Linked DNA regions of Mus musculus: regions 2 and 3 are each linked to region 1. A link is a loop called in an ENCODE intact Hi-C map of the cell type or tissue named here. Cell type or tissue: heart. All regions are shown on one strand. Region 1 holds the start of Nceh1 (neutral cholesterol ester hydrolase 1). Region 2 overlaps Fndc3b (fibronectin type III domain containing 3B). Region 3 overlaps Tnfsf10 (tumor necrosis factor (ligand) superfamily, member 10).

Region 1 (8,000 bases):
GTGTGAAGTGTGGTAATTAGGCCCAAGACCACCAGAAAGCAATGGTTTGAAAGCAATGAGTGATCCAGAGAAACTGGTTGAAAATGACAGTTGATCCGTTTGTGGTTTTGTTTGCTGTTCTGGGTCAGGAAGATCTGAAAACTGGTTTCTTCAAGAAGTAAAACTCTCCTAATAGATGAAAAGAAAGCGCCCCCATCCTCTCCCAGGCCGCATTTGATGCTCTGTTCATGTAGAGAGGGTAGTCCTTCCTTCCTTCCTTGGGGGGATCAGGCCCACTCTTGGATGGCCTAGTCAGGAAGTCGCTCTCCTTTCTTCTTATTCTTTTTTTTTTTTTTTTTTTTTTTTTTTGCCACGGCCAAGCAAGACCTTGATCTGCCTACTTGCCGAGTGCTGGGCTTAAGCATGTGCCACCATACCCGCTGTCATGCAGAGCTGAGGTTCAAGCCGTGGCAGGCTGGGCAAGCATTCCACCAAGAGAGCTTTAGCCTCAGCTTGCATTCCTTATGAGTGATAAACCATCAAGATCCCTGGATACAGACTCAACTTAAAGCCCGGCTCGAGCCAGCTGGATGGTTAGGGATAAAGAGCACGCTCTCTCTACCTCTCTCTCCCTCTCTCTCCCCTCCCTCTCTCTCCCCCTCCCTCCACCCTCCCCTTCCTCCTCTACCTCTTCTTCTCCCTCTCCCTCTCCCTCTGTCCCTCCCTTCCTCTTTCCTCTTTTCTTCCCTTCCTTCCTTTGACAAGACCTTACTATGTAGCTCTGGCTGGCCTAGGACTCACTATGTAGACCAGGCTGGCTTTAAACTCATAGAAATTGTCCTGCCTCTGTCTCTCAAATCCTGGGATTAAAGAGTTGTGCCCCATGCCTGGCTACTTCTTTAAATGACTCTGCTTTCAGAGTAATAAGAATGTTTCCCAGAATTGTTATGAAACCTAAATACATCAATCCTTTTGGAGTGCTGATCACAGGATTTAGCTCACAATAAGCTATTATTGTTATCTGGTCACCCTTCTGCATTTTCTTTGCACTTCATAATCACGCTCCAATAATGAGACACAAAAAAGTTAAAGAGAGCAAGTGCAGCCTGTTAGCGCATGACAGTAACCCTACTTGGAAAGTTCAGGTAGGTGGGAGGATTAGACATTCAAAGTCGCCCACAACTACAGAAAAGGGCTAGCCTGGGCTACACGAAGCCCTGTCTCAATGAGCCAAAAGCTTAAAAGTAAAAAATAAACAGAAAGGTTGGGTGGTGGGGGCACATACCTTTAATCCCAGTACTTAGGAGTTTTACTTCCCAGGCAGATCTCTATGAGTTCGAGATCTCTGTGAGTTCGAGGTCAGCCTGATCTATAGAGCAAGTTCTAGGATAGCTAGGGCTACACAAAGAAACCTTGTCTTGAAAAACATATATACATAGTCTTGCTACACGTGGTGACAAGTACCTGTAAAGACAGTATTATAGTCTGAAACAAGAGGATGACTTTATACTAGGAGATCCCATCTCAAAAAACAAAAACAAGACAAAAAACCCAGGTGCCGAGATGCAGCTTAGTGGTAAAATGCATGCCTGACAAAGGCAACTATCTGCCCCCAGTGCAGAGAGTCAACTCCGTCCATGGTCTTGTTCTCCAGCTCTTGTAGTTCTTGGTGTTATTTGTGGTGAATTGAAATAACAGGAAGGATGATGAAAGGGCTTTACTTTATCTTAAGTGGCATCATTAAAAAAATTACCAAGAAGAAAACAATAAAACAACAAAACTCCTTTCCAAGCTATGAAGGAAGCATCAAGAATCACTGTAGTTTCTTAAAACAACAGCAGCCACTTGGCGGTGGAGAAATGGCTTGGTAGCTAAGTGTTCACTTTTCAAAGGTTTTGCGAAGGACCAGAGTCCAGTTCCCTGCGCCCATGTCAGGCCGCTCAGGATCCAGGGAATCCCGTGCTCTCTTCTGGCATCCACAAACACTTGCTCTCCTGTGCACATTTCCACACAGAGATACACACATCACATAATTAAAAACAAACAGTTTACGATAAGATCTTTGCTTTACTGATTATATATGGTGCTGAGAAGTAACCCCAGGGCTTTGTGTGTGTGGGGGGGGAGAAGCACTCTGTCATTGAACTGAATTCCCAGACCTTTTTTCTATTATTTTTTTTTTCCAGCAAGGTTTCATATAACCCAGGTTGGCTTCAAAATCCTGGTCCTCCTGTTTCCACCTTCCCAATTCTGAGATTACAGGTGCTATCACCAGGCCCAGCTGAGGGCATTTGGAAGCCAACACTGGCCTTATTGCATGAGCTATGAGAAATCAGGTATTAGTTCTCTCTCTCTCTCTCTCTCTCTCTCTCTCTCTCTCTCTCTGTGTGTGTGTGTGTGTGTGTGTATGTGTATCTGTGTGTTTGTTGTGCAATGCCCCCCATATAGCCATGGGTGGCTTAGAACTCACAATGTGAACCAGGCTGTGTGCACCACCATGCCAGAAACTCTCTTTTTAAACCGCTTACTGACTTTATCAAGTGTTTCTCTCGAGAGGAGTTTTGGTATCTTTTGCAGTAGTCTCTTTGTTTTGATCAGATGCTTTATATTCTTTGAAAGTTGCACAGTGCAACTATCTGAGTTTTCTATTTGCTTGTTTGTCTGATACTTTGGTTTTCTTGAGGCAGGGTTTCTCATCTAGCCCAGTATGGACTCAAACTTGTTATGCAGTCCAAGATGACCTTGGCCTTCATCCTGTCTCCTCCTTTCAAGACCAAGGATAACAGTTAAGTGTGCCAAACCCAACGGATTTATTGTTTGTTTGTTACTGTTAGTTTTTCTTCTGATACTATTTCTGGTAGCTCAGGCTGACCCGGAACCCCTTTTGCCACACCTTCAGAGGCAGCTTGGCATCGCAGGCAGTCATACTCACAGTGTCCGCCAGGGGTTGCTGGTTGCTGTGTGTCCTCCGGGCTGCACCACCCTGCTTCCTGCAACCTGGCGAGCCCGCAGCTATTCGCAAGGACACCGCGGAGGGGGCACATCCGCGCTCCCACTTCCTCCCGACGCAGCCTGTGATTGGCTCGCAGCCTGAGGAGGAACACGTGAAACAGCAGCTGCGGCTGGCAGAAACTTGCTGGTCTTCTCCGGGTAGCATCGCACCGTACCGCGGTCAGCTCCGGACAGCCCGGCCTGGGGACAATGAGGTCGTCATGCGTCCTACTGGCCGCTCTGCTGGCTCTGGCTGCCTACTACGTGTACATCCCACTGCCCAGCGCGGTGTCCGACCCCTGGAAACTGATGCTGCTGGACGCCACTTTCCGCGGCGCGCAGCAAGTGGTGAGCAGAGCGAAAGGGGATGCCCCGTCTCGTCCTTGCTCCTCTAAACGAAACCCCCATCGCTTATCCCGGTTGCCCATGGGCCCTTTGAGGATGTCACATTTGCATCCTTGTCCTGCAATAGGGATATCCCGTGTTTCCGTGAACGCGCATCTGCCTCTCCCTGCTTCTTCTGATCTCTGGGGTCTGAGGGTGTCGTGTTTGCATCCGTGTAATGCAGTGGGGGCACCCGGTGTCACCCATGTTTTCTCAGAGTGCACGATTCCCCAGGACCCCTAGCCCGGGCACCGAGGATGTCCTGTTCGCATCCTTGAAGTCCACAGGCAGATAGGAGTGGAAACAGGTGAAGTTCTCCTCGCCTGGCGTCTCTGACAGCTGTTTAACCTTTCCTAGGACCTAATTAGCTCCCCTGCTTTCTTGGTTCGCTGTGTCTTGAGCCAGAGCCTTTGGTAATTTATAAACCACCTCGCCCCCACCTCTGTTGTCCCACTGGCTTGCAAAGGAGGAGTTAATTTTTTTTTTTTTTGCTAAGGGGATTGTGATTCACCGGTGAGCAGAAGCGGGCACAGGCAGTCTCCTAACGTCCCCAGGCCTTAGCGCTCCTTCTGGGGATCGCAGGCTAGGAGGAACCGCTCTGACCTTCGGTTCTCTCCCTGGCATTTCTCAGCTCAGCGGAAGAAAAGAAGGCCGGGAGACTAGCAATCCCGGAGGGCTGTAACGGTCCCTGTTTGAAGGCTGTTTTCTTGTGGCATTTGTTTTGCGTCCTTCGATGTCTGGGAGATAACCTTGGCCTGAGCCGGAGCGGTGTGGCCTTCTTTTAACCTGCAGGGTGGCATTTCTCTGCACTGTATCCTGCTCCTGCACATTGCTCCCCCGTGGGGAGGACAGTGTCATTGGTTTATTCCATGATAGGAGGATTGCTTTTAGTATCAGAAGCGCAGTCTGCAGCTAAGGCTGAACGCCATGACTGCATCGTATTTTTGAGTAGTCAGAGATATGCAGGTTCCCAGCGCTTCTCCACAATCAAGCCACCCTCCACCTCTGCCCAACACTGAGCCTTAATACTGTTTGTTTTGTTTTTTCAAGACAAAGTTTCTTTATAACCCTGGCTATACTGGAACTTGCTCTGTAGACCAGGCTAGCCTCTAACTTGACTGCAGCTGCCCCAGGAACTCTGAGAGGCATGTGCTGCTACCTACCTGCTCTTTTTTTTTTTCTCCTTCTTTTTAATAAGATATATGAACACGCATTAAATTTTTAAAATCAATTTTTATGTATGGGTGTTTTGCACACGTGTATCTCAGTGTACCACGTGGGTGGAGTGCCCACAGAGACCAGAAGGGGATATTGGGACTGTAGTTAAAGGGGTTGTAAGCCTCTGTGTGGGTGCTGGGAATGAACCCAGGGCCAGTGCTCTTAACCCATAAGCTCCAGCTGGTCTCTCTCTCTCTCTTTGTTTTGTAGACAGAGTCTCAGTGTGTAGTTCTACCTGGACTCTGTGTGTAGCACAGACTAGTCTTGAACTTTTGATCCTGCCTCTACCTCCCAAGTGCTGGAATCCACTACGTGGGTCAAGCTGGCAGATCTTCGTGCTGACATTACGGACCTGTCTGCACTGTGTTTCTGTCTGCACTCTGTGTGTGTGTGTTGGGGGATGTTGTCTTGTAGCTGAGGCTGGGTATGAGCTTCTATGCAGCCCTTGAACTATATCCCTTGTGTTCAGATTATAGGTTGTTTTGTTTTGTTTTTCTCTTAATTTTGGTTTTCAGAATCAAGACCTTGCTACCTGTCTCAAGCAAGCTGGCCTCAAACTCGGCTCTGTTGTTCATGCTGATCTTCGGGTCATCATTTTCCTGCCTGACTGTCCTTGGAGTTTATTTAAAGGCACCTCCCAGAGAGATCCACCATAGTTTGTGAGACACCATGTAGGCTTTAACAAAATGTGGAGCAGTGGTCTGGTCTCTTCTCTCACGCAACTGAGAAAGCCAGTCTTTCCTAGGAAGTCCTCATGAAGTTGAGTTCATGCACACTTGACAGATTCTGGAGACCAGGGTTGCAGACGATACTGGGCTGGGCTGGGCTGGCCATCTTTAATAGGTTAGCTTAAGGAAAGAACAGTGCTGTGCTGGTGTGGGGATACTTTGTCCATTCGTGTTTCAGGTCACCGAAGAACTCTTCCGTATCATAGCCATTTAGGAAAGTCCAGGTTTAGAGGAAAGTGTTTCTTCTCCAACATGCCTTCCAAACCTCCAGGGCCACTCTGTGCTGGGCTCCTATGGTGGGCCCTCCAACATGCCAGGAACTTGTGGGGAGGGGATGCCAGGCAGTCCCAGGGACTGATGAAGTAATATGTGTCTCCCCCCCCCACACACACACCTCCTCATGCTGTCGTGGGAGTAGGTCTTCAGAGAGTGGCTCTGGTCACCTCCTTGCTAAACTGAGCATATTGACAAGACCATTCAGAGCAGAAGAAAGGATAGTCTGTGTGGAAAGCCGTTTTCCCCCAAACAGAGACTAGACTCAGGGTTCTGTGCATGCTGGGCAGATAGTGGACATTGAGCTACATTCTCACATTGGCCCAGTTATGTCCGTGGGTCTTCCCTCTCCCTACGCCCCGTACCCCCAGGGTCTCAGCACGTAGGTCTGTCTGTCTGGCCTAGAGCTTTCTATGTACACCAGGCTGGCCTCGAAGCCACAGAGATCCACCATGGATTGTGAGGGAAATCTGTAGGATTGTTCCAATTTTGCTCAAACCATAAGATGAGCTGATTTATAGCTTTAGAACCTAGAGAGCCACCATGAAGTTGGCATAGGCTTGTTTGCCAAATAATTTTGGTTTAGATCACTTGGCTCAATTTTAAAAAGCAATAGAAGTTATTTAAGAGACTACGCCTGGCCTTCTTTCTCATGTCAGGAAATTTGAGTGCTGCATGCCCTGGTGGCTCACACATCTCTAGCACTCAGGAGGCAAAGGCAGGCAGCTCTCTGTGGGCTCAAGACCAGCCTGGTCTACATAGTGACCATAGTGAATTTCAGGGTAACTAGGGCTACATATTGAGGCCCTGTCTACAAATAATTAATTACTTGAGTGCTTCCCTGTTCTGTTACCACAGGCCTACAGCGTCTCACATTTTCTTTTGCCTTGTGCCTGGGTCAGCTTATTCTGATTATGTTTATTGTGCTTTCCTTCCTGGAGGATCCTAGAAACTGCTCAGGTCTCTTGCTTTCTTTTGGTTTTTTGTTTTTTGTTTTGTTTTGTTGTTGTTTTTTGTTTGAGAAAGTGCTTCTTGTAGTAGGAGCTAGCCTTGAACCCCTTATCCTCCTGTCTTCAGCTCCCCAGTGCTAGAGCTGCCTAAAAACTCCCCCTGCCTGGGTCATCCTCCTTCCCACATTTACTTGGAATTCTGGGTGTTTTGAGCAGTTATTTTCCTGTGGCTGTAGGTCCAGGCTTTCACCCCTGCTAGGCAAGCACTGAGCCACTGAGCTGCATTTCCTGCAACGTAAGTGTCTTTTTTAAAAGTCCCCCAGGTGATTTCAGTTGTAGCAAAAGAACCTTGGTTGTTCCTGCACTCATAAGGTGGGTGCTTCAAGTTCAAGGCCAACCTGTGGTATATACTGATACTGTCTATCAAAAAAATGAACGAAATTCCTTCAAATTGTATTATCATGTAAATAAGACACAATACCGTAGTGGATACATTTATTTAGGATATTATTGGATATAGCAATGATAATTAAATTTTTCTTAATCTATCCAGGTAATCCAGCACGTATGGCTAGGTTACAAGATTAGTTGGGTGAGCTTCAAGGTCTAAGACAGTGGTTCTCACCCTGTGGGTTGGGGTCACACATATCAGATATCATGCATATCAGATATTTACATTGTAATTCATAACAGTAGCAAAATTGCAGTTATGAAGTAGCAATGGAATAATTTTATGGCCTGAGGTCACCACAACATGAGGAACTGTATTAAAGGGTCATAGCATTGGGAAGGCTGAGAATCACTGGTCTTAAGGGAGTAAGATGCTAATGAGGTACATTTCAGTGTGACAGCAGAGCTTTCAGACCTCACAGCCGCACCACCGTGGCAGGGGTCATGTCTAAGAGCCTCTTTGAAAATGTTCTATGAGTGAGCTGGGGTTGTTGCTCACTTGGTAGAGAGTTGGCCAAGCATGATCGAGGTTCTGGTTCAATCCTGAGCTCTACCTAAACCAGGTTTGGCAGTACATACCAGTAATCCCAGCATTCAAGAGGCAGAGACATCTTCACGTACAAAGCATATCTGGGGCTAGCCTGGAATACGTGTTTTTAAAAAAGAAAGAAAGAGAAGAAGAAAAGGTTAGGCAGATGCCCCCTGGGTGCTGTGTTGGACTGTCAGAGCCAACCACTGATGGGTGGGGGGAGCATGACTTGCGGTCCCCATCAGAAACGTTGGAAGCATGTTTTTTCTTGGCCACCAGCCCCGTTGGATAGACTTTGTTACGTCATGGATAGAAGCAAGGCTGGAGCTAGAGATGCAGATGCTTTTCAGGGTTGAGAACCACCTGCTGGTCCAAATACATGGTCATTTGTAAGAAACAGGAAACACTGCGTGTTAAGTGTTAAGGGAAAGAGAGTTGGTACCCGGTGGAGTGGTAGAGCGCTTATCTTACATGTGCTAGATCCAAGCCACTCCAGAT
Region 2 (8,000 bases), 280 kb after region 1:
GGGTGGGGTGGGGTCCGCAGCTGGTTCTCTCTGTCCATTTACACTCGGGTGTCAGGGACTCAACGCAGGTCAGGAGACTCCGTGGCAAGCCCCATGGCCTCATCTTAACACTGGCAGTGTGACAACTGCTGAGAACTCTAACTCCAGAGTCACAACAGAGACCAGTGTGTTCTGCAAGTCTGACACCCGTCCCTGGCCACACTATGACGTGGCTGTGGCTGGCCATGGCAAGGATGCCAGGCAGACTACTGCTAACGACGGCCAGATAAAGCTCGTGACAGCTTAGGGGAGAAAGCCTCAAGTTCATTCACTCTATTAATGAGTGGCCATCGTTTCAAAATCAACATAGAAAATAGAAACAAAAACAGAAACAAAAATCGTAATTTGTCAAAAATGGGTACTTCAAGCAGAGTGAACTGTGGTATCTGACAGACAAAACCATACGCAGGGGCACAGTGGGCTGTAGAGAGCTTGCTGAGGATGCGCAGGAAGGAAAGCTAGCTGAAGAGGAAGGGAGGGAGGGAGGGCAGGGAGAGAGAGAGACAGACAGGCAGGCAGACAGACAGACAGACAGACATGCTGATGCTTGCTATGGCTTGACTACACTACTAGCTCTATCGTTCGAACTAATGGATGCCTGCTGCAGCTACTGCAGAGGGTCTGACCACATCAGGGTGGGGACCGGGTGGGGATGCATTGTGTAATACAGTTTCCAAAGTGTCACCTTCAGAAGTTCCATCCGTGATCTCCAGCAGATACTTCAGGATTTCTGAGCCACCGTTGTCCTTTGGAGCATCTGCAGAGTAGGCAGAGATTAGTGAGGAGAGCACTGGGTGTCACTGGCCAGCACCATTACAGAGTACAAGAGCACCTCCGATATACAGCCGTCCATCGAACGTGGACCAAAGAGCATGACTCATCATCTTTAAGAAACCTGCCCCTTAAAGATTTTCTTGAGACGGCATCTCATACTTCTGCTCAGGCTGACATCAAGGTCCTGGGAATGCCCCTGCCTCAGTACCCCACCCTGACCCCAGGACTGAGGTTACAGGGATGAGTCGCCCACTCTGGCCCCTCAATGTCAAGAGATGGAATTTTATCACACTGCCATTTAAGGTCACTGAAACACAGAACGGAATGCAAGGCTGCGCACTGATTTAGGAACGCGCATCAAACTTGACAGATGGCACGAGTTTCCTAAAAGTGACATCGCGAGGAGCACTCTGAAGTGGCTCTTTAAGAGTGGGTGATTTTTATGGAAAGTTGAAATATTCAGGTATTTATCCTGTTTTATTATTTTTATGTCACATACTTATGAGCAACTAGATGATTTTGAAAAATGGGAAGGGTAGAGAAAAAACTGCATTAACAAAATAAATACAATGTTGGAATGGAGTAATTTCATTGCACCTCACTTTTCTACCACGCAAACGACATCGCCAGGGTCCCGGATGCAGTACAGAGCGATCAGCACAGGCATCGGGCATTTTCGGGGGGACAGCTACCACCAGAGCCATATGTCACCTTGGATCATGGTCTCCAGACATAGACATGTCTACCTGCAAGAGCTTTGCTTTGTGAGATTAAAAACACCAGGCGGGATGATTTTGCCAAACTGTGAAGAACTCATGTCTGCCAGCAGCCCCTCTGCGTCCTTGCACACGGAGGGGACTTTCCAAGGCCTCGATGTTGCTTACACCGATTTGTGCAGCTCACTTTCCGGGGTGTGCATTTGTCACACACACTTCAATAATAACGTGTACAGCAATCATGATAAAGACAAATCGGGCACAGAGCTAAGGGGGCGACTCAGGGAAGTCCTGGGAGGCAGGCAGCCCAGAGGGCTCCACTCCTACCTATCCTTGTCCTCCAGGGAAGCCGACCTCAGAGCTCTTTGATGCCTCAGTACAGCATGCTCGAGCTTGGTCTCCAACGACGCACAATGCTTTAAACTGCGCCCTGGGTACATTACCTTACAACTCTAATGTTTTCGCTTCTGCCCTTCACTTGCTGTTCATACATATTCTTAAAGGACACCAGTGCAGAGCACGCGTGTCCTAACAGCCTTACGCATGATTACAAGTGCTACAGTCGCACAGTGACATGCGTTTCCCTGAAATGACCGGCTCTGCAGAGCTGAGTGTCAGTGTCCTCCAGGTCACCTCAGCCCACGTGAAAACCGTGGAACTCACGGGGGTGGGGGGTGAGGGGGGAGGCGGACAGGGACACCCCAAACAGCACAAAAGCAAAAGTCTACTCTATTGCAACTTAAACACTCTGTATGTTAAAAAAAAATCTACTTAGGATTACATATCTAGATTTGAAATCCAATCTCAATTTAGAAATATTTTATATTAAATTTCATTGATTTTTTAAAAGGTAAGCCATGATGGAATGAATTATCATAAATCCTCAAACTCAAGTTAACAAAGCATTTAAAATAAAGGAGAAAAATGTAACATAGAAAATATGAAATAAATGAGATCCTCTTAAAATTGTTCACGTAAGAAGTCCACTAACATGAGACTATATATTAACATTCAGTGCCCCTCCAGCCCTCACAAATGTCTAATAAATGCAGGAAGCCCTCACGGGTGATATATTCCCCTTGTGTTTGGTTTGTCACGGCAGTAGTAGGGCAGGAGACATACCCCACTTGACACTGAAGCCATGTGATGTGACAGGTCCTTTAATGAGGGGTCTGGTTGGAGGGCCAGGTCTGTCGGGGCTGGTTGTACAAACCAGGACTTCACTTGGGCAGCTCTTCCCCTCCATGTTGGAAGCAGTCAGCTGCAGAGCAAACACGGACACATTAGCACATGTTGGTTATGGGCTATGAAGTCTCCTGGGACTTTGTACCATTGCAAGGTTAGACATGGACAGACAGACTGACACATATCGACCCAGTCACTTGTCTTGAGACTGCTGATTTCAATGTTTGTGATTACTTATTTTACTTAAATTTGGTTATTAACAATTAAAAATAAAACCAAAAGGTAGGTTTCAGCTAAAGACATCTGTAGATCCTTACAAGAGAAAATATAAGCCCAGGGTAGTGGTACAAGCAGGGTGGCTGAGGCAAGATGACTGAGTCTGGAACCATTCTAGGCTATGCAGCCAGTGCCAGGCACTCCTGGAAGAGAGTAGGACCATGCTTCACTAGAGGAGGAGGTGGAGGAGGAGGAGGAGGAGGAGGAGGAAGAGGAAGAGGAGGAGGAGGAGGAGGAAGAGGAGGAGGTGGAGGAGGAGGAGGAGGAGGTGGAGGAGGAGGAGGAGGAGGCTGCAGTGGTATTGTATATGAAATCAGTAGTTTCCATTTATTCTGTTCTGTTTGATGAGAAGAAAACGCAGGGATAAACTAGACAGAACTTTATTTATGGAAAAGGCAGATGGTGCCACCTTGTGTACAATGTCAGTAGTACAGCTATGCTCTGGGAGCCAAGATTAAGTATTTTTAGCATACCAAGACACAATTATATTCCTCAAATAGTCAGTCACAACATTCCACTTGATAATTTGACAAATACTAAAGTGACTAAATGCCAAATTAAATTACTAAGGCCTAAAATTAGAGAAAGGAGGGCGGAGCATCCTCAGGGCAAGCAAGAAAATAGGGTGTCGTGCACATGACCAACATAGGACGCTGTGACGGAAAGGCACTGAGAACAGTGCAAAGCAGCAGCTTTCAAGTCTGCAGCTGTGACATGAATCCCTACTGCAATGTTACTGGTGACTGTCTATAAGCAAAGGTCCCTCAACCCAGCAGGTCGAACGGCCCTTTTGCAGGGGTCTCCTAAGACCATTAGAAACTGCAGATGTTTACATCACAATGCATAGCAGGAGCAAAATTACAGTGATGAAGTAGCAATGGGAATAATTTTATGGTTGTGGGTATTAAAGGGTCACAGCATCAAGATGGCTGAGAACCAGTGGCCTAAACTGAGGAAGTCTAAATTGTGGAAGGAATGGGATAGAGAAGAGAAAAACAAACACGAGAGGAAAGATCCGAGGGTCTTTCCAGCCACACACGTGGTGTAAAGCCCAGGAAAGGAGCGGGTGCCAGTGCGTGCAGGGACACAGGCATCTGGTCAGGGCTTTCTCAGCCGCGCATCGGCCCTGGCTAAGGCAACCCCACTACAGCATCTTCTTACACGGGTTCCTGCCCAGAAACTCTATTTTCAAATTAAAATCTGGTGGGTGCTTGATAGGGTCAGTGGCACTTTGAAAGTGCTGTCCATTTCTGCCCCCTTTTGGCCTGCAGACTCCACTTGAAACGTAAGTGCAGAGGTGTCAAAGTGACGTTAGACAAACAGAGAAGACTCACCCTGAATTTATACTGTGTGCTTCGCTTGAGATTTTTCACAGTACAGGTTAGGTCCTCTCCAGTGTATTTTGGGTGGAAATGGCTATCCTGAAGAGGCAAAGCCAGAAAGAGACATTGGAACTACAACATCAGAATCATAACGTCGGGGCCTCGATTCCTAAGGGTCCAGGGTTTCTGTGCTATGACTTCGTCTTCTGAGCAGTAGCCAGAAGTCTGGCAGCCACTGCTGAGAGAGTGCAGGTCCCACGGTGCCACGGGTAGCATGCAGAGCTAAATGCAGCTGTCACTTGTCACACTGCAGGTCAGCCTTATTATAACAAAGTCGAAGCACTTTGAACATTTTATTTAACACTAGATCTGTCACAAGCAAAGCCTGTTGAGTCGAAGCTGACACATTCCAACAGGGAGGTGGTGCAACAGTGGACAGGCAAGGCTTCTGAGCTCATGGCGCCCCCTTCTGGGTAAGGTGGAAAGCAGGGCTTGGACGGGAAGGACACACTCCTGTAAGGGTAGCCCTTACCAATACAGGTGAATACACCGAACTCAAGCCATAGCATTCTCCCCCACCTCCCTCCTTCCCTCCCTCCCTCCCTCCCTCCCTCCCTCCCTCCCTCCTTCTCCCTCATCCTTCTGAGCATCATGCTCCCTTCAGACTCAAGAGAATGCCCCCTGCTAAAAGGTGTGCAGAGCCTGGTCCACAAGCTCTTACGTGTCAGCTAAAGAGGCAGTTTAAGAAAGAAAACCCTAACACAGACAGAGGCACATAGTGTGGCACTGGAGGCTGGGAAGGCGTATGGAGGCGTGCGGGCAGGCTGCCAGAGCTCCTGAGGGGCTGCCACAGCAGCACGGGTTGATGAAGTATGGTGGCCACATGTGGCTCTCGGGATTCAAACTTAATCAGTTAAAAGCTCAGCTCTGTAGGTCAGCAGCCACATTTCAAATGCCCAGTGCCACATGCCCAGCATAAACTATAGGACACTTCTACATGACAGAGACTTTCCAGAGTGGACATGGAAGGAAGCCAGGGAAAGTGAGTTAGGGATCTGCAAGGCCCTCCCTGCAGAGGGCACAGGACATGCAAGTTCATGAGGCTGGGCACAGCGGTATAAGCAACAAGGCCTGTGACAAAGCCACGCACACAGGCCCGGGTGGGTGGGTGGGAAGGCACTGGAGAGCTGAGGCTCCCCTGCCAGGGTGCTGGTGGGTACCACGAACTGTGACTGTGTGGCAGGGATTACACCACAGCACACAGTGGTGATATTGTGCTGGGGCACGGAGGAGGGACGGCAAAGTTGGTTAGATTTCAGGGAAATTTTGAAGAAGGGCTCGGGAAGGTTTGCTGGCTGATTCTATCTGGGGTCAATGGATGACTCATTTGCTGAGTTTGGGAAGGCCAGGGATGATGGCCCTGATGGAAATGGAGAGTGGCCGGGAGTTGAGGTAGTTAGTAAGGCCGGGATGCTCTGCAGGCGTGCACACCGTGGGACTCACGTTCTCATCCTCCTGAATGTCCAGGGTGTAGGTTATCACTTCCTCAGGCGAGCAGCCTTCTGGCCTGCTCCACTGCAGGGTGATCCAGGTGACGCCGGCTCGGACAAGCCGGGGTGCCAAGGGCATCTGCGGGATGTTTCCCAACGTGTAGCACACGACCTCCTGGCTGTAACCACTGTGGGGGAGTGAGCACAGGAGACATGTGGGCACTGTGTCAGAGGGATCCTGTATACAGGAGATGGCCCAGTAGAGCTTCAAAGTGCCACAGTGGGCTCTACAGTCTGCACTTACAAGAGCACGGCAGACCTGAGAGAGTAGGCTGGCCGTTTTGCTTCCCTCAAAAGCACACCATGGCACTGTATTTACTAAGGTAAGAGCAGCGGCTACAGAAGGACTGCAAATGAAGGCGGCACCAACAAGCGACTCTGCTGATGGAACCTGAGTCTCACAGTTTTCCAACTCTGTGAGTGCTTCTAATTCATTTAAAAATTGCTCAACCATAGACGCCTTTATCGTGCCGACATTTCCAGTCAGAAAACTCTTAGGATATATTGGTTTCCAGGCACTGGGAGGAAGTTCTAAAAACTCTGTGATGTTTCAGAGAGGTTCTCTAGGCTAGGGCCACTGCATGGCCTAGTCTTTAAGATGCACTTATGAAAGAAAGAGATTTTTCCTCTTGATCAAGCGGTATCTAGCAAGAACTGAGACATCTATTTTCAAAGCCCCTTAATCAACAGGCCCCTAGGTTAGGAGTGGTTTCTTTCATTCCTTTGGCCGCCTGCATAGAGACATCTGTAGCAGAGGCAGTCCAGGTTTTCTCTGTTTCTGCGACTTGATAATAGCTGCTCAGCAGCCCTCAGTATCAGCAACAGTCACACAAATGAAAAAGAAGGCTCTGGAGGACTGTCCCATTAAAAGTGAGGTGGAAGCCGGGCGTGGTGGCGCATGCCTTTGATCCCATCACTCGGGAGGCAGAGGCAGGCGGATTTCTGAGTTCGAGGCCAGCCTGGTCTACAGACTGAGTTCCAGGATAACCAGGGCTACAAAGAGAAACCCTGTTTCAAACCCCCCCTAGCCCCCTACACCCCACCCCCCAAAGTGAGGTGGAATAGGAGCAGGTGTTGGGGGAAGGGCAGCTTCCTTTACAAAGCTCTCCTGTTGCCTTCCCCCATGACAGCAGTGAGGCTGAGAGAGGTCCAGCTAGGCCGGCCACCTCAGAGGCCTTCTCTCACCTCAGGATTTGCTCTCAGAGGTGCTCCGTGCAGAGGCAGCATCCTCACACCTTCAAGCAATGTGAGAGACTGCCAGAGCCATGCCCTGACATTTGACAGGCAAGGAGAAAAGGAGACGCCATACCTGGTGCCGATGTCGTTCCGAGCAGCGAGCCTGAACGTGTAGCCCATGGCTGGACAGAGCTTTGTCAGTTTGCAGTGCTTCTGGCTTCCAAAGAAACACTGTCTGAAACCACTGTTTCTCTTTCCCTGGAAGGACACAGAGACTGTTCATCTACCCGAAACTCACCCAGAACATAGCACTCTCCATCTACCTGTTTATTATCACTACGCTTATTCATTCATTCATCATTTAAACTTAAAGTTACTGTGTGGATGGATGGGGGTTTGCCATGACATTTCCAAATGTATACAATTGTAAAAAAAACCCAAAAACCAAAAAACAAATTACCATAAGAAAATGAAGGAATATTTTAAACAAAAGCTGAAATTTCTAGTTTGGATGAATTAAGACAACAGGAGGTGGGTATCCCGAGGAACCGGCATTGAACATGAAGCACCCCACATGGAAGTGCACTCTAAACACAAAAGCCACACAGACCTGCCAACGAGGCCCAGAGCCCTTCGGACTTGGGCGTCTAACAGGGTTTAGTTGATAGCATAGGATGAAGGTCAGTCCCAGGGCGATGTGGCAGGAAAGGCGATGTGGCAGATAAGAACTGCGGTCACTAAGATGCTCCTCACTTGCGTGGGTGGCCGTGGCCATTGAACAAGGGAGAGTTGCATAGAGCTAAGGATCGCACCTCGGAAGTGGCCTGGCCTTTCTCAGGAATCCTCACACCCCACCCCACCCCCATCTGGGCAGCTGGCCTCCCTGCTTGTCTTGTCTCTTCTGTCACAGTGGCTCAAACCCCTGGATACACCCATCACGGTGGCCATGGTGAGCTGTTTGT
Region 3 (8,000 bases), 160 kb after region 1:
AAAAAAATGACAGGATTTTTGTTTCTGTGACAAATGAACATTTGATGGACCTGGATCAAGAAGCCAGCTTCTTTGGAGCCTTTTTAATTAACTAAATGACCAGTAAAGATCAAACACAGCCCTAAAGTACCCAGTAATCTTCTAGGTTGAAGGCATGCCTGGAAAGCGACTGAACTGGTTAGGATATGGCCTGGCTGTAGAAACCTCAGGACAGATGTGACAGAAAGGCAGCTGGAACTCAGCAGCGACAGGCCAACAGTCCAGCCACAGACACTTTCGGTGTTTCATCGAGAGACTTGCTTTCTTTCCGCAAAATGAGATCACTGTAGCCTTTCAATGATCTACCTGGTATCAGTTTGCAGAGATCTAGAAGACGTCCAGTTTCTAAATATTTATGCAACAATTGACAATTTTCACCTTTGTTATCTGGTCCAGGGGTGTAAAGCCAAGTGCTCACAGGCTGTGTGCAGACCAGGATAGCTATGAATGCAGGTCAGCATAAAAATCACAGAATATCTCACCTACCAAATCAGAGTGGGTGTGCCCCTGTGTGTATATGCGTGTCTGTGTGTGTGTGCATGTATGTGTGTGTGTGTGTGACTGTTCTTTATGGTAACTGGTTATGTTTTTCTCAAGTGAAAAACATAACTCTATACATGATAACATAATATCCCATCATCAGTGGAACCTTGCCCAAAGAATGTATGAAATCTCCAGGCAATGAATGAGGGCAGCCCAAGAAAGAGGCCCGCAGAGCCATACCACAGGGCTGCCCCACCCTGCTGGAGCTCAGATCCTGCCACTGCTGCAGGCCCTGGGTACCAGGTGTAGAGTTGGAGGAGGTCTTGCCTGTGGGTCTAGGTCTTTGGTGCCTACCTCCTTGATATGGCCCCAGTCCTCCTTTGCTTGTTTGCTAGTTTTATCATGTTTCCCAGGCCGGCCTCAAGTCCAATATGTAGTCAAGAGTGATCTCTAACTGTGCAACCTCCTGCCTCCAAGATCTGCTGAGATTATAGGCATGTGCCCCCCTGTCTGATTTGTGTAGAGCCAGGCTTCTTGTACATGTGACAACCATGCCACCCTCAGCTCTGTCCCAGCTCCATTTCTTCCTTTCTGAATGCAAGCATTTACTTTGTGTCCCTATATTCTAGAATGTGCAACAGTGAAGAATTTGCTCTGACTTTCAGGATAAAGTTTGAACTAGGTTCACCATGCTTGCTTTGTCCAGATTGCGACTGTCACCCAGTCCTCTGGCTCTTCCATCTGTCTGTCCACTCCACCTACCAAGATGTTGAACACTTGTTCTTTTTAAGATGTTGGTGCCTGGAGTTTCATTAGAGTAACACAAAACTAACTAAAACCAAACAACTCCAAAGGAGCCCATATGTGTTTTAATGAAACATTTTTTAAGCCTATTGGGGGCCTGAAGAGATTGCTCAGAGGAAAACAGCACTTCCAGAGGACCCAGGTTCAATTCTCATCGCTGATGTGATAGTTAACAGCTGTAACTTCAGTTCCAAGGGGTCTGACTTTCTGCCCTTTGCTTGCAATGCATGTATGTGATACACAGACATACATTCTGACAAAATATATCCATACACAAAAGTATTTTTTTAAAAGCTTATTTGAATGTAAGAGTATGGCTAGCTGTCACTTCTGATACCCCTTCTTATTTTTTTATGACTCAAGCCCTTATAAACTAGCAAATAGAAGTCACAGCTACCACTTGAATATAAGCACTTGAATACCTCCTCTCACTAGAATACAACATAGCTTAATAGTAAAAATCTTGCCTTAGTAAAGTACTTGCATGTCATGTCTACATGAACCAAATGAATGTATTAATTAATAATAGACATAATGATCACATCGGAAAGGCTGTGAGAAATAATGGAGAACATTTGAAAGCTCAAGATGGAAGGGAAAGGCACTTGTCAAAAATCTTGACAACCTGAATTTGACCTTTGGCAGGGCTGAAAACTAAACCCAGGGTCTTACTCCCAGTAGGCATGAACCCCCACACTGAGCGGCACCACAGCCCTAAGGTTTTAAATGGCAGAAACAACTGAGCGCTTTTCTAATTCCTGGTCCCCAAGTCATCACTGATGGCAAAATTCACAGCACTTCATCTTGTCTGCCAAGCTGGCAAGCGAAATGGTGTCTGATTTCTTTTTTGTTTTTTTAAAGATTTATTCATTATTATATCTAAGTACACTGTAGCTGTCTTCAGATGCACCAGAAAAGGGCGTCAGATCTCATTACGGATGGTTGTGAGCCACCATGTGGTTGCTGGGATTTGAACTCAGAAACTTCAGAAGAGCAGTCGGTGCTCTTAACCACTGAGCCACCTCTCCAGCCCCAGTGTCTGATTTCTAATGTTTGTGTTGAACGTATACATTCTTTGTCTGCTGTTAATTCTATAGTAATCTCCTGTGAAAGATTTTATAACGCCCAGGCCTGGATTCAACCACAATCCAACAGGATCGGAATCCTGGGGTGGTGCTCAGAGATCTTTTTGTGCGTGCATTTTAGTTTTTTAAAGTAATTAGCAGGCAGCCTGCAGGACACATCTTTGCCAAAATGTCAAATGCTGTGACTTATAAATTAAATATTTAAGAATGCAGCATACCCAGAGAAATCATTAGATGTTCAAAGATTTAATTCGTGTGCAACATTAAATGCCATGACTTGTTTAAACAAGCACACCTAAATATTCTTTCTTCTGCTAGAATCTGAAGCCTGTGATGCAGGAAGCAAGAATGGAGAGAATATTCTAGAATAAGAACTTTCTGGGCGATTGTGAGCCCTTTAATAAAAGGCATGAATACTTATCTGTTTGAAAGAGAAATCAATTTGGGGTGGGGGCGGGGGTTGTCCTTTCTTTGCTGAGTTCTAGCCCAACAAGCCATCTGACTTGAAGACTAAGACGAGCCTGCCACCTGGGCAAGCACAGGGACAATGATCCCAGGGCAGAGGCCAGCTCTGCTGTTTTGAGAAGTGTCTAGGCAAAAGCTTTCTTTCTTTTTTTTTTTTTTTCAGACCAAAAGGGGCCTCTTTAATGTCACACACCATTAGTGCCACCAGGTGGCGAGGTTCCCTTAATTTCTTCAGTATCAAGTCTTTTAAAAGTGTATGAGTATAAACATCTTCAAATTCTCGGGTTTAAAAACAAAATCAAAAATGAAAAAAGGTCGCTTACCTTTAGACCATAGGCAACTGGAGCTAAAGACAAGAGATAAGCTGGTGTACCCCGATGGAGCAGCAGGCTTTAACTGAATCTGTGAGGAACAGGGTGGGGCTTCACATGGTAAAACTGAATCTGAGGTGTGTTCTTTTGCCTGTTTGGGTTGTTGCTGTTGTTACTGCTTTGTTTTGTTTTTTTGTTTTTAAGTGAAACAGAATTTAAGTCTTTTGGAAGACTTTTGTAAATTCTCTTGGTCCCAAGGGAGGGCTCTGTGACGTCTGGAGTCTCAACAGTTTGGTCTTTGCCCTGTCTCCTGTTATTATAGACTGTGGCCTTTGCCACTCCATCACTGCCTACTGTTTTTCTTGGAGACAGGGTCTCTCCCATTACGGGCAGCCAGCAGTGCCCTGAGAGTCTCTTGACATGTGGCCATGAAGGCTTTTTACAAGGATGCTGGGGATTTGAACCCGGGTTCTCATGCTTGAGCCATAACTGCTCTTACCCTAGAACTGTCTCCCCAGTCCAATCACTGCTACTATTTTTTTTTCTTGGCAAATCAATTCAGTTCTTTAGTTTTCTTTCAAGTATTGTTTTACCTATTTATCATATTTATCACTTTCATTATCAATGTTAGAAATTTTGTTTAGCCAGCCTTTTTACTTATTCTTGAAATAAAGGGTTAAATAGATATTTTTTCAGTTGTGAGACATGAAAATCTTAGAAAGAATTTTTCTTTTCTTTTTCCTTTCATTTTAATAGCAGTGAATCTAGAAAGAGAATTATTTTTCATGGTGATTATTTCAAATGTATTGATACCATTTTGTGGGCTGGGAAATGTTAAACTTTGTAAACTCTGAAACGCACAAAGTGTTGCTTTGAATTTCACCTTAATAAAAATAACATCAAGTATATGCAGTGCACTTTCCTCTCCCCCTCCCCCTCCAGCTCTGCAAGGTACAGTCATCTTTTGTCTACTAAGACTGATGGTTCTGATTTCCATTGTTTTATATTTTCCTCTTACTGTGTGTGTGTGTGTGTGTGTGTGTGTGTGTGTGTGTGTGTGTGTGTGTGTCTGTGTGTGTGTGGTGAACTGCTCTTTACACCCGTGGGCTCCATGTATTCCTCTGAATTATATAGTGCTGCACACATTTTGTCAACCGTCTGAGGGTCTCAGCACTTGATCAGTGAATGTAACCCATTTCTACTTATTGTAAAAAGCAGTAACACAGGAGCTCATTTGTATCTCTTTGCTCCCAGTTTAGCTCTCACTGTGTACTCTCTCCCCAGCCTCCTAGCTTCCGTAGGGTAATCTGAATGCTTTAAAGGAAATGTCTTAGTCTAATTTCCAGTTGCTGTAATAATACACGCTGTCGAAAGCAGCTTAAGGGAGAGAGAGTTTCATCTGTAGTCCAGGTTACAGCCCACCATTGCTGGGAAGTCGCAGAGGCAGGAGCTTTTGAGAACTGGACATAGCCACACTGAAGAACAGAAGAGCGTGGATTAAGGCATACTCAATAGTTCTCACACATCTTTATTTTTATATAGTTCAGGATCCACATTAACTAACACAATTAAGATAATCCTTCCCAGACAGTCTCACATTCTTGGAGGTCCAGCTTCCAGGTGACTCTAGACTATTTCCAGTTGACAGTTAAAACCATCACAGGTAACTTTACAACTTTAAGGCTTTGTTTTTAAGCTTTTTATTGAGTCCCTGTGACTTTCCCACCATGCACCCCAATCCCACTCATCTCTCACCCCCCGCCCACCAAAAGAGAATAAAAAAACCAACAAAACAGAAAATATCTTGTTACGGAAGCTGTAGTGTGTCGCAGTGGTTCCACAGCACACCCTTTTGTCCACACACGTTTACTCGCAAACGTTCGTTGCAATGAGTCATTGGTCTGGCTTCTGCTATGCTATCAATACTGGATCCTCACAGGGACTCCTCTTTCTTATCCTGTGTCATGGAGATCCTGCAGCTTTGGATCTGCAGGACAAATCCTTTCCTGCGTCCAGCAGTTCATAGATGGGGTAGATGTTGAGGTGGGCCAACTCAGAGCCCTGGAGCTGGGCCTAGGTGGGAGCTGAGCTGGCCAGCTCACCAGCCCTTCTGCATTCACACTGCCAGGGTGAGCTTTCCAGCACTGGCCTGGCTAGCTCCCCCAATGCTGCAGCTGGCAAAGGGCAGGGTCAGCTCTCCCACTCTCAGACCCTAGGTACTGGCTTACCCTTGCTTTCCCATCAGGGCCAACACTTCTGTGCCGCTCAGGTAAGGTGCAGGGCCCGCTCTCTCAAAACCTGCAACCAGTTAGGGACAAGACCAGCTCGCTGACTGTCTCAGGGGGCAAGGACGGAGGGGAGGAGAAGGTTTGTTCTTAATACCTGATCAATTTTTCTTACAAGACCAATAATTAATTTTTTTCATCTAAGTTTAAATGTTATTAATCTTCGAATCTCTGACTCTTATCTACCTACCCTGTACAAACGAAAAACTGCAAGTTTCTTGTATTTCATTGAGGTATCTTCATATTGCGGTTGAAACCATCAGTTTTACTGCTATTGTTGTCGTGATTGGGAGTATTGAGAACTTAGACTTTGCCAGAGCAATGGATTCCTACATTGTCCGGATCGTACATCATCACAGAGTTGGCACTGTAGACTTTATTCACTAAACTCAGAGATAAAGAAGCAACCCAGTGAGAGATTGTTTTCAACCCACCTCTCATTGGTGACATGGGAGCTCTCTCGAAACTGCTCCCTCACCCCAGACCTGAGCAACCTCTAACAGGAAGGAGAGCACCTCTGACCCTATTGATCTCTGAACATGGCTGACATCACCAGTCTCTTTTCTATCCCCGAGGCATGGCAGTACTGGGATGGCACCAGCTTAGGGGGCGAGCCTGGGATCTGTGTTAGTTGCTACCTCGCTTGAAATGATGAGTCTAGCTTATGTTCTTCCCAAGCTTATTGGGAGACTCAAGAGAGACTACATGTGCAAGTTCTTAAAAACCACATTGCATAAGTGTCTTCGAGGCATTGTGGAGAGCAGAAAATACTATTTCATTATAGCAATTTTGAACCCTTTTCAGCTGGCAGACTTTAAGGTGAGAGTTGTATTCATGACTGAAGCATCAGAGCTTCTTCACTTCCTTCCCTACTTAAAGTTGTCATTTGATTTTTTTTTTTTAAACAAATGGACCAAAGGACATAGAACATAAAGACCCGGGGACCAGAGAAGTTCGATGTGAGTGCCATTCTCTCTTTTATGTTCCATGGACAACAAACTCCGAGGAGAAAATCGCTACACAGATTACTTGTACTTGAACATGAGCACAGACTTCATTAGGAAGATGATAACTAGGACCTTCCTCTCCTCATTATCTTTTCTAGAACAGGTTGTCTTTAAAACCAGCAAGAGGCTTCCAACGAGCAGAACATCCACGCTCTCTTAGTGACTTCTGTTGCTAGGGCAGCACCCCTGACAACAGCACCCCTGACAACAGCACCCCTGACAACAGCACCCCTGACAACAGCACCCCTGACAACAGCGCCCCTGACAACAGCACCCCTGACAACAGCACCCCTGACAACAGCACCCCTGACAACAGCACCCCTGACAACAGCACCCCTGACAACAGCGCCCCTGACAACAGCGCCCCTGACAACAGCGCCCCTGACAACAGCGCCCCTGACAACAGCGCCCCTGACAACAGCACCCCTGACAACAGCACCCCTGACAACAGCACCCCTGACAACAGCGCCCCTGACAACAGCACCCCTGACAGCAAGGTTGAAAGGAAGACCTGATCCCTCTCCAAGTCTGAGACTAGGGTCTGCCGCGGGAAGGAAGCCATGGAGGATCCTGATGGACCAGATGTCACATGGGGGACAGAGGGCAGCGAGTCATGTTTCCAGAGGCAAGAGTGACAACTGCTTCTACCCGACTCCCTTCCTCCATTTTCCTCAGCCTGGGACCCCAGCCTGTGACACAGTGCCACCCTGCTCAGGGCAGATCATATGACCTCAGTTAACTTAATCTAGAAAAATCTCAGCTGTCCTTGGAGATGTGTTCCCATAGCGATTCTAAATTCTGTAAAATTATCTCGATAGACCATCACAGCAATAACAAAAAAATTCTCTCTAGCTTTCAAAATATAGGATTATTTATATGTCCCTTCATGTGTTCTCTCATTAAAGAACTAAACCAAATAAGTATAAAAACATACCATATTCTCTTATTTTCCATAAATTTTACTAAATAAAATATAGACAGTATTTGTTGGAAAACTATGGAAAGTCATTTTCTACATTCTTCACATGTAGTAAATAAACACATTATCCTTTGTAATAATATGGTAGAAAAGTATAATTCTCTATGTTATAATGATAGAAAATTATAATAGTTTTATATATGATGATATGTTATAGATAATATAGACATACATAATATATATAATGGATCATATAAGTATAATAACTGAGGTCTCAATTTCTATATTCCAACAAAAATAAAAATAAATTGGCTTACATTAATAAAAAGACTTTTTAAATTTGAGACAGAATCTCTTTATGTGGACAAGTGTGGACTTTTACTCACAGTGATCCACCTGCTTCTGCCTTTCAAGTGTTAATTAGTGGCAGGCGCCTAAGCCTTTTTTTTTTTTTAAAGAACCCCAGAAGCACTTTATTTTACCACACTTCTTATGGAATTGGTATTTAAAAGAATTCATCATCACCATCATCATCGCTATTATTACATGTGTGCTTGGGTCAGTTCTCTGCGTTCACTGTAGCTTCCTGAGATAGAATGCAG

What was found. Peaks named below come from ENCODE experiments on the same cell type or tissue, not always from the same donor. Only the 100,000 strongest peaks of a DNase experiment are listed, where the experiment ranks them.
Region 2: it touches region 1 in a loop (4-fold over the local background); 5 of 42 quality-filtered maps call a loop at or near these places.
Region 3: it touches region 1 in a loop (2.4-fold over the local background); 3 of 42 quality-filtered maps call a loop at or near these places.

Annotation. Positions count from the first base shown.
Region 1 is chr3:27,179,898-27,187,897 of GRCm38, forward strand. Nceh1 (neutral cholesterol ester hydrolase 1) reads left to right here and starts at 3,107. Exons shown (of 5, transcript NM_178772.3): 1 at 3,107-3,318. The coding sequence starts at 3,181. In heart, a CTCF peak has its summit at 4,136; DNase peaks (open chromatin) are centred at 3,024 and 4,054; H3K4me3 peaks cover 1,863 bases; H3K27ac peaks cover 1,348 bases.
Region 2 is chr3:27,463,051-27,471,050 of GRCm38, forward strand. It overlaps Fndc3b (fibronectin type III domain containing 3B), which reads right to left. Exons shown (of 26, transcript NM_173182.3): 12 at 7,172-7,296; 13 at 5,816-5,990; 14 at 4,325-4,411; 15 at 2,652-2,790; 16 at 725-796. Among named protein-coding and RNA genes, the nearest start is that of Gm32738, 15 kb to the right of the region's middle. In heart, CTCF peaks have their summits at 3,420 (motif pointing left) and 4,777 (motif pointing left); DNase peaks (open chromatin) are centred at 211, 3,629 and 7,921; H3K27ac peaks cover 541 bases.
Region 3 is chr3:27,335,573-27,343,572 of GRCm38, forward strand. It overlaps Tnfsf10 (tumor necrosis factor (ligand) superfamily, member 10), which reads left to right. Exons shown (of 5, transcript NM_009425.2): 5 at 1-4,093. The coding sequence ends at 95. Among named protein-coding and RNA genes, the nearest start is that of Tnfsf10, 22 kb to the left of the region's middle. In heart, a CTCF peak has its summit at 3,080; no DNase peak of the experiment used is centred here; H3K27me3 peaks cover 280 bases.